2 separate regions of the Mus musculus genome follow, and region 1 is linked to region 2. Evidence: chromatin loops called from intact Hi-C (ENCODE). Cell type or tissue: heart. All regions are shown on one strand. Each heading gives the region's core, and the rest is flanking DNA. Links, peaks and the distances in the headings are about the cores only. Region 1 overlaps Syn3 (synapsin III). Region 2 overlaps Syn3 (synapsin III).

Region 1 (8,333 bases), core at 77-8,076, 110 kb after region 2:
AGTTAGGGCTGGATTAGCAAGCGTAAGGATTTAAGGATAACTCTCCTGAAATCTGTTGCAAAAACGGGCATAATTGAAATGGGCCAAGCTATAGCCAAGGGTGGAAGGAGATTGTGTGCCGAGGTTATAGGGAAGACAGGCAGAATCTGCTTGCAAGATCCTCTCTGATATCAATTATAACCTCCCAAGCCAGGACACAAGAAGGCAAGAGACAGCAGGTATGTGATAGAAATAAAACCACTTTACTGTTTAGAATAAAGGACAGCTATAAAAAGTGAACACTATGCAACATTACAAGACAATATACATTCACGGAATATAAAATTCATAAATAACATGGAGGAAAACTGTAAACAGTGCTACAAAATTTAGCAACAAATACATTCCTTCTAGAGGGGGTTTTCTCTGGCTGGTGTCTCTTCATCTCTACTGGGCTTCAGCACAGCTGGCTTGCTAGAGGAAAAATAGACAGAGAATCTAAGGTACCCCTGTCCCCAGAGCATGGTCATTTCCTCGGGTTCTCTCCTCCTCAACCCAAACAGCCGACTTAGATCTACTGAGACCTCTCTCTCCTGCCTTCTCCCATTTCATTGGATTTCTACCATCAGACTTTATTTTTTTTTTAAGTTTCTCTGATACAAATACGAAAGTGATATTTTTATCGTTAAGTAGCTGGGAGCCAACTACCTGAATGGCACCTTGATGTGAGGCAGGGAAGAGTAATGCCTCCTGGACTCACATTATCTCCCAGACAGATCTATCCCCAAAAGTCACTATGTTCTTTGTCGTTTAAGAAGCACAACATGAGACAGTGTTTATATGGCAGAGCTAGGACTGGAGAAAGTAAACATTGGAGTCTCCTTAAGCTCCACATCCTGGCTATAGAAGAGAGCTATCCTGGGCAACAGGAGCCTGAGCAGAGGAATTCCTTGGTTGGGAGACAGAAAAGTTGCCTGGATGAGACAAAGAGAGCTTAGAATCTCAGTTGCCATGGCTCTGGACTGCAGAAACCATGACTTCCTGGTTGAGTAGGAGAAAGGTCTTGGAAAGTGGGTGGCAGATGACCTAGGGATATTTGATACAGGACAAGAACTTGAGTGTACTTTTGATTTCTGTTTTGTTTTGCTTTTGCTTTTTTTCTTCTTCTTCTTCCCACCCTTAGGATTCTATGGGGAGGAGGCTGGAGGAGTCTGTTTCTAGTACCTTCCATTTCCTTGAATCTCCATTCTAGCTGAGTGGTGATTGTGTCCCAGTAATTCTGCCCTCCATTCTACTGTAGAATTTGAATCAGAAAAAAAAAATGGCATGTGGGTTTCTTTCTTTTTTTTTTCTTTTCTTCTTCTCTTAGACACAGTGTACACACAACAGCCTACACATGGCACATGATTTAGCAAAATAAAACATTCACGATATAATTGAAGTATCAAAGTGTCTCAGCTACATAAATGATTTTAAATTATACAGTAAGTGAACAGGTGAAATAAACAAAGCTATAGCTTATTGAAAGCTCAAAAACCGCTCTCCGATGATGTAACTTTACACAAGACCCTTTCGTGGCCAGTACTTCTCACCAAGACCTCAAAAGCCGACTGGGGCCATTGGTTCTGCCCATTGGTTTTATCTTCAGGTGCCTCATACTTAGGCCTCACCTCAAGTCTGTCCATGTAAAAGGGAGGTGATTACCAGGGATTGAGAATGGCCCGATGCTGGATTAAGATGGAAAAGATGTTGGGGTATACATATGGGAGGGCACTTGAGTAAGATAGATCAGGAGCGCCATATTAGGAAACTCTGAGGTTGAAATAGACAACTTCCAACAGTAAAGCCAGAGGTTCAGCTCTTAAGAACCACTGGCTTGCTGACCTCAGCTCCTTCTCTCGGCACACCATGGAAATGGTTGTGCCTTCTGCCCCCTGTCAGCACAGGGGAAAGATGCAAGGGAATGAAATCAACCAAGAGAAAACTTGACACCCATCTCCTGAACTGTCTTCCTGCCCTGCTCTTCTATCAAACACCTGGACAAAGCAGTGGTATGTGTGGGGTGGGGACAGACTAGAACTTGTTCTCTCTCTCTCTCTCTCTCTCTCTCTCTCTCTCTCTCTCTCTCTCTCTCAACTGGTAACTGTGTTTCTAAAGTGGAATGAAAACGATATGATACTAATAGAGGATAAATACCCATAATCTGAAAAAAGACAGAGTAACTGTGTTAAATGTCACCACCTTACTATCTCCAACTCTGTGCAATACACTCTCACCTACTATTGGCATTGCAATGTTGACACTAAAACTTAAAATAATCTTATTTAATAGGAAAATTTATACTGTACTTTTATTTAAAAACAAAAATACAACACAACAAAAGGCCTACATTTGGACGGCAGAGCCTGGCTCCCTCAGTAACCAATCATGTTCATTCTATGAGGTGACCACCTCCGGAAGTGACTTCACCCATTACTGAGCTGGGGAAGAAGTGTATGCTGTCCCCAGATCCAGGAGAGGAGTCATTCCACTGTGCAACTGCCCCTTTCATGAGAAGGCCCTAACCTAACACTCACACTCCCCTGCCGTCAGCCAGCCAGTAAGGCAATTAAGTGAAGGGCACCCCGAACAGAAAGCAGAACAAAGAAGGGAGATGGATGGTCAGATAACCCCAGTTATAGGGACAGTAGGGTACTGAGTGTGGTCAGAGTTTCAAATTTTAATTCAGATAATAAAAAAAAGTCAACTTGGAATGTCACAATTTCCCATCAAACAACAAAAGAAAAAAAGATTAAACTATTTGCATATTTAACAGCATTGAATAGAATTCTGTGTCCTATAAAAAAAATTAGCTCATAATCCCCCGTGGGTATATGCAAATGTATATATAAACACATCCCCCTAGATGAGCTAAACACTACTTTGGAAATAGTATTCTCTATCCAAATCTACTTGACTATATCTGTGGATAGTGTCAGGTGTGTGTTTCTCCAACTTACAGTTGGCAAGCTTCCAGCCAAACTTCCCCAAGAATTCCTAGGAGACTGTCTCATGGGAGGCAGGAGAGGAAAGACGTTCATCTCAGCCCTTTGAGTTTTTTGTACAGACGGGCAGGTTGCCTGCTGAACCCAGGCAGATGTTTAAGCCTTTGCCAGCTCAGAAAGTTCTGTTACTCTTGGATGCTTGTTCCAGGATCTGAAACATGGGGTCAACCCAAGTATCACAGGGCTGGATAACTGTGAGACCCACTCCTACAGTCTGTCTCTTCTCTCCCTCTGACATGCACACATAGACAGACTGTCTGACCCAGACATACAGTTGTATATCCTCTGTGTAGAAGACCTTTCAAATACCTGGCGTCTGTCTGCTTGCTGCCTTTGACTGATTGGGAAACAGTTGGACTTCTGCCAACTTCCTTATCCATGTTTCCTGTGTATTGGGATGAAGAAGTGTATATGGAACTGGGTCTAGGATGTGGTCAAGAGAGGAAGAAGAAAGAAGAGTAGCTTTAAATGCCCCAATGGGATAAATTTTTCAATTTCTGTTTTCCTAAAAAAATATAGATTATATATCATGAAGAAGAGGTGTATACATGCCTCGTTCTTTCTGGCTTGGCACCAGAGATCCCCAGTTGGAAATGGGTGATGTCAAAACCAAAAAGAAGGGGTAGGGGCGGGGCCAGGAAGGTATTTCCAAATCAACTCCATAGACAGCAGAGACTTTAAGTGTCCCCAGTGCTAAATTTGCAAGAAAACAGGCACTAATTTCATTGTCATCATCTGGGAAGAGTTAGTGTCTGGGACGCTCGGCGGGATGGGAAGGAGGTGAGGTGGGGAAGGTCTGGGTTCAGGGGTCTGTGGCGTTGCTGATGCTCTTGTCTGGGGGAGCCCATCCTCGGTACCAGCTGCAGTAGCCACCCTTCTGCCGGATGCAGGCGTAGTGTTTGGACTGATAGCCAGGGTACCCAAAATTGGAGAGCATGTCGGTCCAGAGACACTCATTCTTGGAGGTCACAAAACAAGGCAAGTAGTAGCAGGACTTGATCTGTAATGACACGCAAGCCACAGTTAGGGGACTGCACCATGGCAGGCCCTCCCTGAATTCAAACCCAGGGGGTTCCTGCCCTTTAATGCTACCAGATTAATAACACTAGCTATAAGCTCCCATTGAGTGTCTACTGGGCACCAGACATACTGTCTCTAAACTTTTGGTACACTTCTAAATCCCCTCTATAGATGAATAGAGACTCTCAGAAAGGTTAAACAGCTCATTCCAGGTCACACAGCATTTGAGTCTCAGATTAGATGTGGGAAGAGGCGACTACCACTGTTGTAGGAAATGGAGGAGTTCAAACAACAAAAGCAAGACTGGAGAGATGGTTTAGTGGTTAAGAAAACTGACTGCTCTTCCAGAGGTCCTGAATTCAATTCCCAGCAACCACATGGTGGCCCACAACCATCTGTAATGGGATCTGATGCACTCTTATAGTGTGTGTCTCAAGAGTGGCTGCAGTGTACTCATATAAGTAAAACATAAGTAAACAATAAAGGCATAGATTTTAGAGTTCAACTGCCCTGGGTTGGAAATCAGACTCAACAAGCTATATAACCCAGGATCATAGACAAAGATCTCTGATGCCTTGATTTCTTCTACAGTGAAATAATAGTGATTAGGAACACATGAGGTTATTATGAGGATTAGGGGGAGAAAGCGATTCGGTTCCCTCTCGTGACCTTGTGTATGGGGAAGGGACTGGACCTGGTTGAGTCAGCTGTCAGAGTGAACCCACTCACAAGAGCTTGGCAGAACCCTCCACTGAAAGTTCTTGTACCTGTCATTGGCCTTGAAGAGCAGCAGGGAGGGGCGGGGAGGTTGAAGAGCCCTCTCAACCCAGCAGCTGCCAAGTAGGCACCATGCAGGCAGCGAATACAGAACAAAGGCGTTCTTCAGAGCTTTCCTGGCTGCCTTGCCCCAGGGCAGCATTCCTTACCACCCCTGCACCACCCAACAGGCTGTCTGCCCCAGCTAGCAGGAACCAAAGCTTCCAGATTGGCACCCTCCCCTAGAACTCACCTTGCAATTGCAACCCAGGTGGTAGCGGTAATTGAGGCCCTTGCGCTGGGACAGTGTGAGGTGGTCCCACCTCTCCACAAAGTTGCACAGTCCTGTGTACATCTTGCCTTCATACACGCGCCCTGGAGGAGAATAGGAGGCAAGGGGGCAGGCATTCTGTTAGACCTCTCAACTGCCAGGGGGCAGGCACTGACCCTGGGTTTGAGACACCTTCCTCAACACCTTTAGACGTGAATTCTGGCCCTGTTTTCCAGACTGATAATGGAGCTTGAGATAGCAAGCACTCTGCTGAAGGCCTCAAAGGTCTGAGAATTCCTTAGGGTTTTGTGTGTTGTCATTACTACAACGACAGCCTAAAGATCAGACTGTCATACAAGACAAACCTAATGGATTGACTGCCAAGAGCTGTTGAAGAGGCAACCTATTTCTAGCTACGTTAAAGCTGAGATACCATGAGATCAGGACACAACCAGATGTACAATGGAGCCAAGGCTGCCAGGCAGGAGTGCGTAAGCAAGCCAGACCCTTAACCTGAGGAGCCAGGTGTCTGCAACCCTCTGGATGTCACTGACTCAAGCTTCGGCAGACCACCCCAGAGCAAAGGAGTCTCAGTGCTCCTGCAGACACTTACCTGTCAGCAGGTACTGGTATTTGTTGACTTCTAGCTTGAGGCCACAAAGACTTTCAGAGGCTTCCGTGTGAATGTACTGCACGTGGGGCATCTTACTGAAGCCTCGGTACATCTGTGGGCAAAAGAAACATGATCGTGAGAGAGAGCCCAGTGTCCAATCTGCATGCTGCTGTGTAGTGTTCTGTAGAGTCTCTGGTCCCCCCTGTGCAGCCGGACAGTGGTAGACTATGAACCTGTCACCACAGGGTTTCCTGAACACCACCGAAGGAGGCCATCTAGTCTTTTCCCTGGGCCAGGATGGTGTCTTCCTATCCAGCTATATGTATGTTCTATCCACCTGCTGCACCCCACTCCTCTACCTACACATCCGCACATCACAGATTCAAGGCATCTACTATGAAAAGCACCCAGGGCTCTATGCAAGTTCAAGGGGCCAGCCAGCCAGCCAGCCAGCTGGCCTTCAAGTGCCATCTCAGTGATAGGCTGGTGTATGTAGCAACGTTCTTACTCACAGGATTCTCACAAGGGCCCTGAGAGTGGGTACTGAGAACTCCATTTTTTCCAATGGGGGCACTAATGTAAATTCCATTCGGCTAGAGGAGAGTGAACTCGGGACAGGCATTATCTTAAGTTCTTATTTTTCTGAGCTTCTGCCGTGGCGCTGAGTTTCTTTGCTCAAGGTAAAGCCCTCCCGCCAAAGCAAAACTTCTTAATTAAGGATATCATTATTACTAGGTTAAACTATGTAAAATTCATCTGCAACATGACTGAGCGGAGTGGCTACACCTCTTGGAAACATTTGAAGCACAAGACAATATGTTTCCTTGACAACGTGTCAAAGACACCGTGGCAGGAGAGCAGACACAGAGCAGGGATGTTGGTAACCTTCCAGTGATAAGTAGAACAGCCTCGGCTACAGGGTTATATGGGCCCAGGGTTAGTGACACTGCAGGTAGGTTACTGCTAAAATATCTAGCCACCGGATGCCCAGGACCTTAGAGGGCAGGAAAGAGCCTTGGTCTCACTTTACAAGGTTCAGGCCTGAACCTTAGACAGGCTTAGAGGCTTGTCTATAGTCACACAGTTGGTAAACAGTGGGCACAAAGTCCAAGCAAGATAACGCATAGTCTGTGGTCTTAACGGTCATCTGTCTCTATCTCTCCTTGCAGCCTTTGAAGCTTAAGACCCAGGGCTTCCACAGCAGCAGGGGCTTCTCGCATCTCTAGCTTTTGCGAGACTCGTGTCACAACGTGACTGGAATGCCTGGCCATGTGACTTTAACAGAGACTGAGCACATTCTGTGACTCTAGAATGAGTCCCTGTGTGCTACACAAGCCCTGATCTACTGAGGCCACACTGTCATCTGTGAGACAGGGAAGAGGGAAGGTGGAGGGGGACACTGAGGCCTGGTTCTTACCTCTCTAAGGGCCTTGAATATCTGGTTGTCACTAGCCCTATGCTAAGAGCTTTGCAGTAGAACGATTCCTTAGCATGCATTATTAGTTACTCAGGTCATTAATACCAGCCAGCGTACCCCATTGGTGCCTCACAAATACCCAGCTACGTAAAACCTGATGGGCTGGGTTTTGTTTTGTTGCTGCTGCTGTTGTTATTATCATCTTGTTTGTCCTCATCTTCTAACAGGCAGGTGGCTAGCAGAGTCAGGTGGTCTACAGGGCACGAGGCTGTCTGTTCACAATCTAGAGAGGCAGGCCTCTGCTTGTTTACAGAGTGTCCTGTCCTGATGGCTTAGACACCTTCTGAACCCTTCTGCTACCCTGGGGGCTTTGCAACAGAACAAGTAACAGAATGTGGGGGTTCAGTCCGCTATGGGGGAGCAGACCAGAATGATGATGTGCTTGCTGCTGGGTGATACCCATCTGACTCCACAGGAAACACAGTTAAGATTCCTGATGTGTGCAGCACCATCACCATGGCCTGCAAAGAACAAGACACCCTGACTTCCGCGCCAGGTAAACTGTTCATGCGGTTTCAGGTTTTGGTAAATATTTCCACTAAGTGCTTAGTGGACGACAACACAGTAGGTCTCAGCAAGGGCTCGATAAGAATCTTGCACCATAAGAGTCTCAGGCATTGGACGACAATGGCTTCCTGAGGCCTGAAGGTCAAGGGGTCCTGCAGCTGGAGGAAACCCTGCTGGCGCTCGTTTGCTTCCACAAACCACTAAGGAAAGGGCCCAGCACATTCCAATTGCCCGGCAGATCTGTCCTGCCCCCAGTTAGGACAAGCAAAGCGCATGACCGGCACATGTTTCCCTGGGATCCTCCTGGGACCAACTGGGACATAATGTCCCCCACGTGCTGTCCCTTGCAGCCTGCCTGAAAGCTTGTCTACACTGCACAAACAATAGCCCCTGGCAAAACAAACTGCTTTCCCATGGTCCTAATAGGAGATAAGGCCCCCACAAATGACAGAGGCCACTTCTGGAAACTTCCACCTTTGCCCCACAACTCAATCCCAGCTAATCTCTAAGTAAGGGTTTACAATAAGCTCCCACAATGTCCTTAAAGCCTCCTGTCACACACACACACACACACACACACACACACCACACACACACACACACACACACACACACACACACACACACACTGTGGGGTCTGTGTGCACTTAAGGCATGCCTGAGAGA
Region 2 (8,333 bases), core at 320-8,319:
TGGCAGTCATTCTCTGAGTTACAGTGAGTGTTCCCAGTCAGTCAGCTGGCCCTAGAGTAAACAGAGAAACTTAAAGCATAGATGAACCACTCTGCTGTAGACCCCCAGCTCTGAGGAACACCTCATGCCTGTTGCCATCATAAGGCACCCCATTGCATAACAAAACTGTTGTATGTACAGACCTGTAAGGGGCTTCCGGTGAAATGAAGAGAGGAGGGGGGTCTCAAAAATGAGGTATCACCTCCTGTTTGCTTTATTCATTAACTCAAACATTCCATCTGACCCCACCTGGGGGGGCTTCAGTGCTAGACGTTGGCCCTGTACCTCTGCCCTCCCTGTGTTTCTCCCTGCCCTAGTGTCCAGAGAGAGGGGAGGGGCCTGGACATTCCCCATCAACCAGTTCTGTTGCCTGGAGACAGCTCCGTTTTCCCAGGCCCGGCCCCTTTTATCAGGGAGACAATGTGCACACACAGTGAGGGCCTTGTGTGGCACCCAAGCCCCTAGCCCTTTTGACTTGAGGAATTTTTCAAGTGCTGACCCTTCTTCGTGAGGTCTTCATGCTGTCCAATCCAAGGGCTGGTGTCTCTGCAGCTTCCTACCCAGCTCCTATGAGGAGAGACAGAGGAAGGGGAAACAGAAAGATTGTTACCACCACCCTGCTCTTGTAGAATCTTGGAGGAGAGAGCTTCAGTCTTGGATCCTAGCTAGAAGATACAAGGAAAATGTCTTTGAACAGAAGAGTCTAGGGAGACCTTTCCCCCTAAATCTCTCACTTTTTGCTGATTCTCTAAAGAGCTTGACTGAGCCATGAGCTCTCAAATGTAAAGAGTGCCTGTTTCCTTTGACATAATAGCACATGGCTGTGTGAGGACCATGTCTCTGGATGAGTGTTCCCATTAGAATGATTGTTTCCAGCTACTGCCCTAAACTTGTTGTATAAAGTCAAGTTCTTTGTAAAGAAAACAAGCATCTTTGGTCAAAGTACACACAATGAGGTTTTACTGGATATAGATGGTGACATTCTTAGAAGGAAAAGAATGTGTAATGATTGGAATTCTAGAAAACGTCAGCCTGTGAGTACCCTCCAGAGATGTGCATACATTGTACCTGCACACGTCAACTCTTGTTTTGCCCTTGCACTTAAAAACAAATTCTTGGTGAAAATTAATCATGGCTTAGTCTACTCCTTCTCTCTTGAGGAGACTTTGTGACAAACCCACAAATGTTGTGTACAGGAGGGAGGTTTGATTCTGTCAGAACATGGACCAATTTGAATGGAGGAACTACATCTAAACAAGGATTGGATGGATCCAGGTCAGGCCATGAGGAACTGTCACATACCACAATGGACTCAGAATGTCTAGAATGGAGTCAGGGACCTGCTTGTTGACCTCGATGGAAAGCCAACCTTAGAATCAATCAAAACAGAGGGCTTACTACATGGTTTAAATGAATAGGAGCAAGACTGCTGGTGGAACAATGGACGATGGAGATGAAATTCAACTTGATAAACAGAGAAGGCCAGGCACATGTACAGTTCAGTATAAGTACAGTTCGGTGGCAGAGATCAAGTGGTGTTGGGGGAAGGGGTGAGTTTCCCATTAGTTAGAAGATTCTGAGTTTGGTTTGGCTACTCATTTGTGACAGTAATGAAGGGCTCTGACCCTAGATGATGTTACTCTAGAAGCCCTTAGAGGAGGCTCTAAATGGAAGCATTGGTTCTTCTTCTCTTGCCTTTGTCTTGCCTGTCTCATACCCTTGCCTCGTTCTTCTCTGAGGAATCCCATAGCCTCACCCTCCACAGACTGGCTTTCTCGTCCAGGTCCTCCCAGTGACCTTTCTATAGAGTCCCTCACAGACCTGCTTCTACTTGGGCTATAGAGACTTCAGAGCCCCCCCCCCCCCAGACTTTACCCCACTGCTTACAACCTGCCCCTGGAAAGGCATGTCTCTGGGCAGATGCCAGCCTCATTACATAATGTCTCTCTCCCCAAGGCCTGTAGAAGCCTGTCTCTAATGTGTTCCCTGGCAAGAGGGAATCATCTTCCATGGCAGGAAAAGGGACAAGAATTCCTGTCCACTCTTCTGCTGGGCTTTCTGGAGATCTTTGAGAAGTTAATTACCATGTGAAGAACAGGCTTAATAAGGCTATCTGTAGAAGACACATCAGCCAGTTTGGGGGCACGTGGATAGGGACAAGTGCAGGTGGGAAGAAAACACTTCCCTGTGGTCAGGAAAACAGCCACTTAGGCTCCATGGCAAATGACATTAGCCATTTGGCTTCAGCTGCAGGGAGATGACTGGGAACCGGAGGGATGGTGCTGGCTGTGACAGGCAAATGTTCCCTCTAAAGGCAGCAGCTGCAGGACACTCAGCCAGCTTCTGCCGTTTGGGAATACAGGCCAGATGTTTCCAAGTTTCTAATGTTCAAGGGAAGCCAGACTTCTAAAATGAATTCTGTATTTTAAATGTGAAAGGTGTGTATGTGGGGGAGGGGGGTGTGGGGCAAGGGTGGGGGTCGTGGTGTGAATGACTCCGCAGCTAAGAGGGCTTGCTCCACAAGCATGAAGATCTGAGTTTGGATTCTCAGCACCCACATAAAAAGCTCAGCATGCTGTCCTACACACACACATACAACCCTGAGACTCCAGCGCTTGGAAAGAGAAAGGAGAATTACTGGGGCTTCCTGGCTGCCTGCCTCACTCTAGGCTCAGAGAGAGGTGGTCTTAGGGACAAATAGAGAAGAGTGCCTGATGTCTCCTCTGGCTTCCACGTGTACGCATACACCTGCACATACCCATATTCGTGTTAGCATACACCACACCCCCTGTCCCACACAAAAGTAAGTTTATAATTCATTCTGTCAAAATGAGGCTATGGATCCCACAAGACCTACCAGCTGGGGGCTTGTGATACAAGACAGAGATGTTAAGGTAGCTAGTGGATCTCTGTCTTCCTCAAGGACTGTCTTCCGGTATGATGCAAAAACCTTTCTGCTTTGACTGGGATATTTTAGACCAACATAATGCTTACCACAAAGTAAGGAGAAGAAGGAAGAAGGATGGATGGATGGATGGGTGGATGGATGGATGGATGGATGGATGGATGGATGGATGGATGGATGGATAAATAGTCGGGCAAGTGGATGTATGGGTGAATGAGTTAGATGGATGGATAGATAGATAAGTCGTTTATTGGATGGATAGTGAATCTTTGTATGGGTAAATAGATAATAAATCTTCTCAGCCTTCTCCATGCAGAAAACAAACCAGAAGGGATGAGCTGAATGGTAGCCGAATACCTGCTGTGTGCCAGGAGCATTGTTCAGGAGTCCATACCCAGATGGCAGATGTAGTCATTTTTCTCCTAATATTTTACCAATGAGAGAACTTGGACTGTGGTGGTGGGGTTGGCTTGAGGCAGCATTAGGTTATAAATGGCAGAGCTAGACAGGACCTGGGTCTGCCTCTACAGCCAGAAGGCCCTTCTGCTTCTTCTTCCAGCAATGCGAAGCCGCACTCAGACACCTCCCATCAGTAGCCCACTGGTACATTCTTGGCAGCCTCCTGGGTGCCTTTGCATCTGGGTCCTAGTGTAAGCCCTCTCAACACCTTCAGAATTAACCTTTTACATCCCCATTATTCAGAGGAGGAGGCATGGAGTGGCCCCAAGATATCTACAGCAGGTCAGGAGGTATCAGAAATCCTGCCCCACGCCCAAACCAGGTCTTCCTCTGCATGTCTACACACACACACACACACACACACACACACACACACACACCACCACCACCACCACCACCACCACCACCACCACCACCACCACACCTTTGAAGTCTTAGGCCCTGACAAAGAATAGGCACAAATATTGGATGAGCTGATTAGCTGGTGGACTAGCTGGGCCACCTCATCAGTACCACACATGCCTCTCATCCTGCTTCCCATCCAAGACTGGGCAGAGTGCACCTTTTGGTCCGAGCTGGATCTCTACGCTGCTTCACTGATGGTTATCGTCCATCTGTGTGCCACTCCCTCCTAGGAGGGAGTAAACCCTGTGTGATCTTCATGGTTGATTCCTGGGAGCCTGAAGGTTCTGCACAGAGCAGATAAGTCCATCACTGCAGGTTAAATCATGCAACGATGCCTTCCCAGGGCTACGGGCAGGGCTTGCTGTGCAAGTGTGAGAACCAGAGTTTAAACCCTCGGGACTCTCCTGAATGAGTGAGCGTGCTGCCCCTGCTGCATTCCAGGACTCAGGGAGGTGGGAAGAGGATCCCAACTGGCTGGCGGGGCTGGCAGAATCCTCTGGGATCAAGTAAGAGATGCTACCTCGCCTCACTAGCTCCACAGTCAGGTGGATCTGTCCAGGATCTCTGCTTTGACACAGGTAGATCCCATATGTCCTCATTCCCTGGCAGTGGCAGGAAAGGAAAGCAGTACCCACTTCTCATAAATCTTTGTCACATGCCACCACATCCCGGGGCCCCAAACTAGAGACTTCCCACCCCGGGTGGCCCTAGCTTGTAATATTCTCCTTCCTGCTGCCTTTAATGTGTCAGTAAAGTATGAGGCCACCCACAGAGACAGAACCCTCCTGGAATCTAGTGTTCCCACCCCTTGGAGGGTCAGGACCATGGATCTGTTTGATTGGCAGCGTTATTCAAGGAGCTATGAAAATGGACATATTAGGGCACTGGGCTGAGACTGCTGGTCGAAGGCAAAGCCATTGGACAACGTGGATCCATCTGTTTTAACCTGAGGTCAAACAGCCAGTCAACAGCAGAGACAGTGGGCTCCACCCCCAAGGCATCTAGAATTCTAGGCCATCCTTCCCCTTCTCTCTGCCACACAGAGCTGTTCTGAGGCAGCTCCAGGCTGAATTAGCCCACCCTTCCACCACTGTCCCCACTCCCAACCCCCGCTCCCCGGCAAGAAGGCAGCAGTCTGTGTGGCCCATCAGGAGACAGACTTCTGACTCTCAGCCAGATAGAGGGATGGACCGCCTGACCCTCACCTCAGCCTGAGACAGCCTGCCAGCCCCAGCAGGAAACATTCCAAAGACTCCTGGGAAGGTGTGGCGTCTTTGAGGCAGGAGCTTCTTGGGTGGCATACAGTGCAGAGCGTTCTTGGTTCTGGGTTGGAATCAAGTCCAAGGCTGTCAGTCCTATAGGTTGGACAACCACACAATGACCCATATAATAAAAGATGTAGATTTGTGAGTTATTGCAACAGTTTGCCAGTAGGTGGCAATAAAGGGTCACAAGGAAGATCTGGATGCAGGGACAAGGGAGACATCTCCATACCTGGCCAACATATAGGAAGCAAAGTCCTGTGCCCTGTCACAGGGTGCTGTCATATGCAGTGACTATTGAGAAACAGCTCACAGACTGGATGTTTAGAGGCAGAGGACAGATCATAACGTATAATTACAAGGCAGGGCAGTACCATAAGGTAGAGGGTATGATGTGCTCACCTGTGGAGGAGGGGCACCCAGCCCAGCCAGGTGGGGTTGCTGCTAAGGAAAACAAGAGAGCAGATAGCACCTATAAGTACTATGGACTTCGAGAAAGAGGAGTCTGGCAAAATAGAGGTGTGAGCCTGTGCAAAAGACCAGAATCATAAAGCAGAGGACGTACTGAAGCATCCCAAGAAGGAGTGTGTGTGTGTGTGTGTGTGTGTGTGTGTGCGCGCGTGCGTGCGTGCGCGCGCGTGCATGCTCGCGTGCATGTGCATGTGTGGTGTGTGTGTGTGTGTGTGTGTGTGTGTGTGTGTGTGGGGTGTGTGGTGTCTATGGAAGCAGCTGTAAATAATGTGGATGTTAATGTAATGTAAATGTGGATTAAGTGGGCCATCTGCTGGCAGAGTCCCCATTAGGAAGGAATTGTACTGAATCTTGAAAATCTGAAACTATGGGAAACTTATGAGACCTTAAATGGCAACTTCTCCATCTACAGGATATGGGTGGCGATCCTGCCCCATTCCCTCTTGGGGGTTGATGAGAAGGTCAAGTACTAGGGAGAAGAACACTGGAATCTGCAGGGGTGCAGAGTGAAGAATGGAGAGAGGAGAGTAACTGAGAACTAGGGAAGAATGGGAATTAAGAGTAAAGACCACGCTGGCCATTGCCATGCTGCTACAGTCTGGATGTGTCCTTATGAGCTGTAGTCATCAAAGAAGGGATGCAAATATTGTATTTAAATGTTTGCTAACTCTAGTCATGGTGGTAGTTCATTTTCAGTGTCATCTTGTCTCAGTGTAGAATCGCCTGAGAGCATCAACCCGGGAACTGACTAGATCAGATTGACCTGTGGACTTGTCTGTAGATGATTGTCCTAATTGTTAATCGGGAAAACCCAGCCAGCTGTGGGATGCACCATTCCCTACAAAAGAGAGCCAGATGAGAGCAAGTAGGCAAAGGTGAATTCATCTTCTCTTGACGCTTGACTATGGACATGCGGGGACTGCTTCAGTTCTTGTCTTGCCTTTCCCAGAATGTTGGGCTGTAACCTGGTGTTATAAGCCAGAAAGCCCTTTCATCTCTCACTTGCTTTTGGATAAGGTCTTGTACCACAGCAACAGAATTGAAATTAGAATACTTATCAACTTTAAATATTAGTCATACGCCTCATAGGCCATTTGCTGTCCCCCCCTCAGGCCCCACAAATACTGTAAGTGGGATGGAATGTGCTGACTCCCTTGTTGAAGACTCGTGATGAAATTCTGCATTGGGTGAGACTAGCTACACACAATTGAAGAGCACCCATGGGAAAGAAACAAAGGGACACCTTACTTTCAGATCATACCAACCATTCCTGTCCCACAAAAGTCCAGCCCCAGTGACATCTTAGCCTGTTAATATTGTAAGAAAAAGTACCACAAATATTGACGCTGTCAGTCAAGGATGCTGGAAGTCTTGGGAGAGGAAGGTACTACTGACGTTGGCTGAGAAGCCATAGGGGCTTGTGAACACAGACAGGGAAGCATTCTAAGAATTTGTAGAAAGAACCCTTTCACAAAAGAAGACTGAGCAAATCGTTCCCTGCTCCAGGGACAAGAATAGAATGAAGAAAGTTCAGAGAAAGTTTGTGAGCATGATGCTTACAGATTATCCATCAGAACTGGGTTGTGTGGCCACACCTAACATCCGGGAGACTCGGGGCTATAGCTTTGTGTGCTAACCTGTGCTAACCTGTGAATGTTTCTGCTGAGGAAAAGGGAGAGAATGAGGGAGGTGGAGGAAAAACACTGCTGCCATCCCTAAGAAGGAAATGCTTACTGCAGTGCCTGGTTCACTGGTGAGTCGGATATGCAAGCTGGCTCTTTAGCATTATGTATGGGAAGGCACCTAATGCTCTACGCACCCTTCTATCCAGACTCTTTCAGGGTTGAGCGAAAGAAAGCAGAGACTCAGAGGAAAATACCTGGAAGCAGGTTACCCTTAAGCATTTAGTCTCTGGGTTTTGCGTTTCCTCCCTGATAGGACAGACATAAAAATGCCTGCCTCGTTTAATGTATACATTAAATGAAAAAGGCCACAGATTCAACCCTATAACTCACTGGTTCATTCATTCATTCATTCATTCATTCATTCATTTATTCATTCAATTAATTGCACTCTTGTGGTGTGTTGCACACTCTTGTAGTGTTTTAAGTACTCTTGTGGGTGCTGGGGATAAAATGATGGGCCACAGACTGGTTGGAGTCCTGTTGTACTTCAGTGGGTTACAAGTGTTAAGCACAGTTACTGATTCTAATCATACTTAGAATCAGCAGTAGGGAAGACAGCTGGTGTCCCAAGGGAGATGATCTACATTTACGGTCAGGAGAAGGTTCCCTATGGAGGAAAGTGGGCGAATGGGAGGGATCAAGCAATAAGATTGGAGGGTCAGCAGGGAAAGGGAGGGAGGTCATAAGTGCTGTATTTTATGAAAAGATAAGGAGAGAGGGAATATGTTTGGTGGAGATGCAGTCAGGTGTGGGAGAAGGAGGTGCCTCTGCGGAACCATGCTGAGGCATCCCTTCCCCCTGAGGAACCAGCCACGATAGAATAGTTTATTCAGGGCATGGGGATGGAAGTTGTGAGGGTAGTAGGGACAGAGAAGGAGAGAGAGGGGGGGAGAGAGAGAGAGAGAGAGAGAGAGAGAGAGAGAGAGAGAGAGAGAGAGAGAGAGAGGAAGAAGAAGAAGAAGAGGAGGAGGAGGAGGAGGAGGAGAGGCCAGCCATAAGCACATGGAAAAGGAGGGGGAAGGGGAATGGAGGGAGAGGGGGAGCAGAAGCAAATGGACAGAACAGGAGCAAGAGGGCAAGAGAGAGTGGAGGGGCAAGGAGCCCCTT

What was found. Hi-C counts contacts between places; a loop is a spot of excess contacts. Peaks named below come from ENCODE experiments on the same cell type or tissue, not always from the same donor. Only the 100,000 strongest peaks of a DNase experiment are listed, where the experiment ranks them.
Region 1: it touches region 2 in a loop (3.0-fold over the local background); 10 of 42 quality-filtered maps call a loop at or near these places.

What each region holds. Positions count from the first base shown.
Region 1 is chr10:86,341,395-86,349,727 of GRCm38, reverse strand. The region is part of intron 6 of Syn3 (synapsin III); the gene reads left to right. It overlaps Timp3 (tissue inhibitor of metalloproteinase 3), which reads right to left. Exons shown (of 5, transcript NM_011595.2): 3 at 5,684-5,795; 4 at 5,053-5,174; 5 at 223-4,023. The coding sequence ends at 3,826. Among named protein-coding and RNA genes, the nearest start is that of Timp3, 45 kb to the right of the region's middle. In heart, for the core only: no CTCF peak of the experiment used is centred there; DNase peaks (open chromatin) are centred at 4,897, 5,597, 7,377, 7,977 and 1 weaker place; H3K27ac peaks cover 1,304 bases.
Region 2 is chr10:86,449,499-86,457,831 of GRCm38, reverse strand. All of the region lies in intron 2 of Syn3 (synapsin III), which reads left to right. Among named protein-coding and RNA genes, the nearest start is that of Syn3, 45 kb to the left of the region's middle. In heart, for the core only: a CTCF peak has its summit at 5,242 (motif pointing right); a DNase peak (open chromatin) is centred at 2,341; H3K27ac peaks cover 262 bases; H3K27me3 peaks cover 1,145 bases.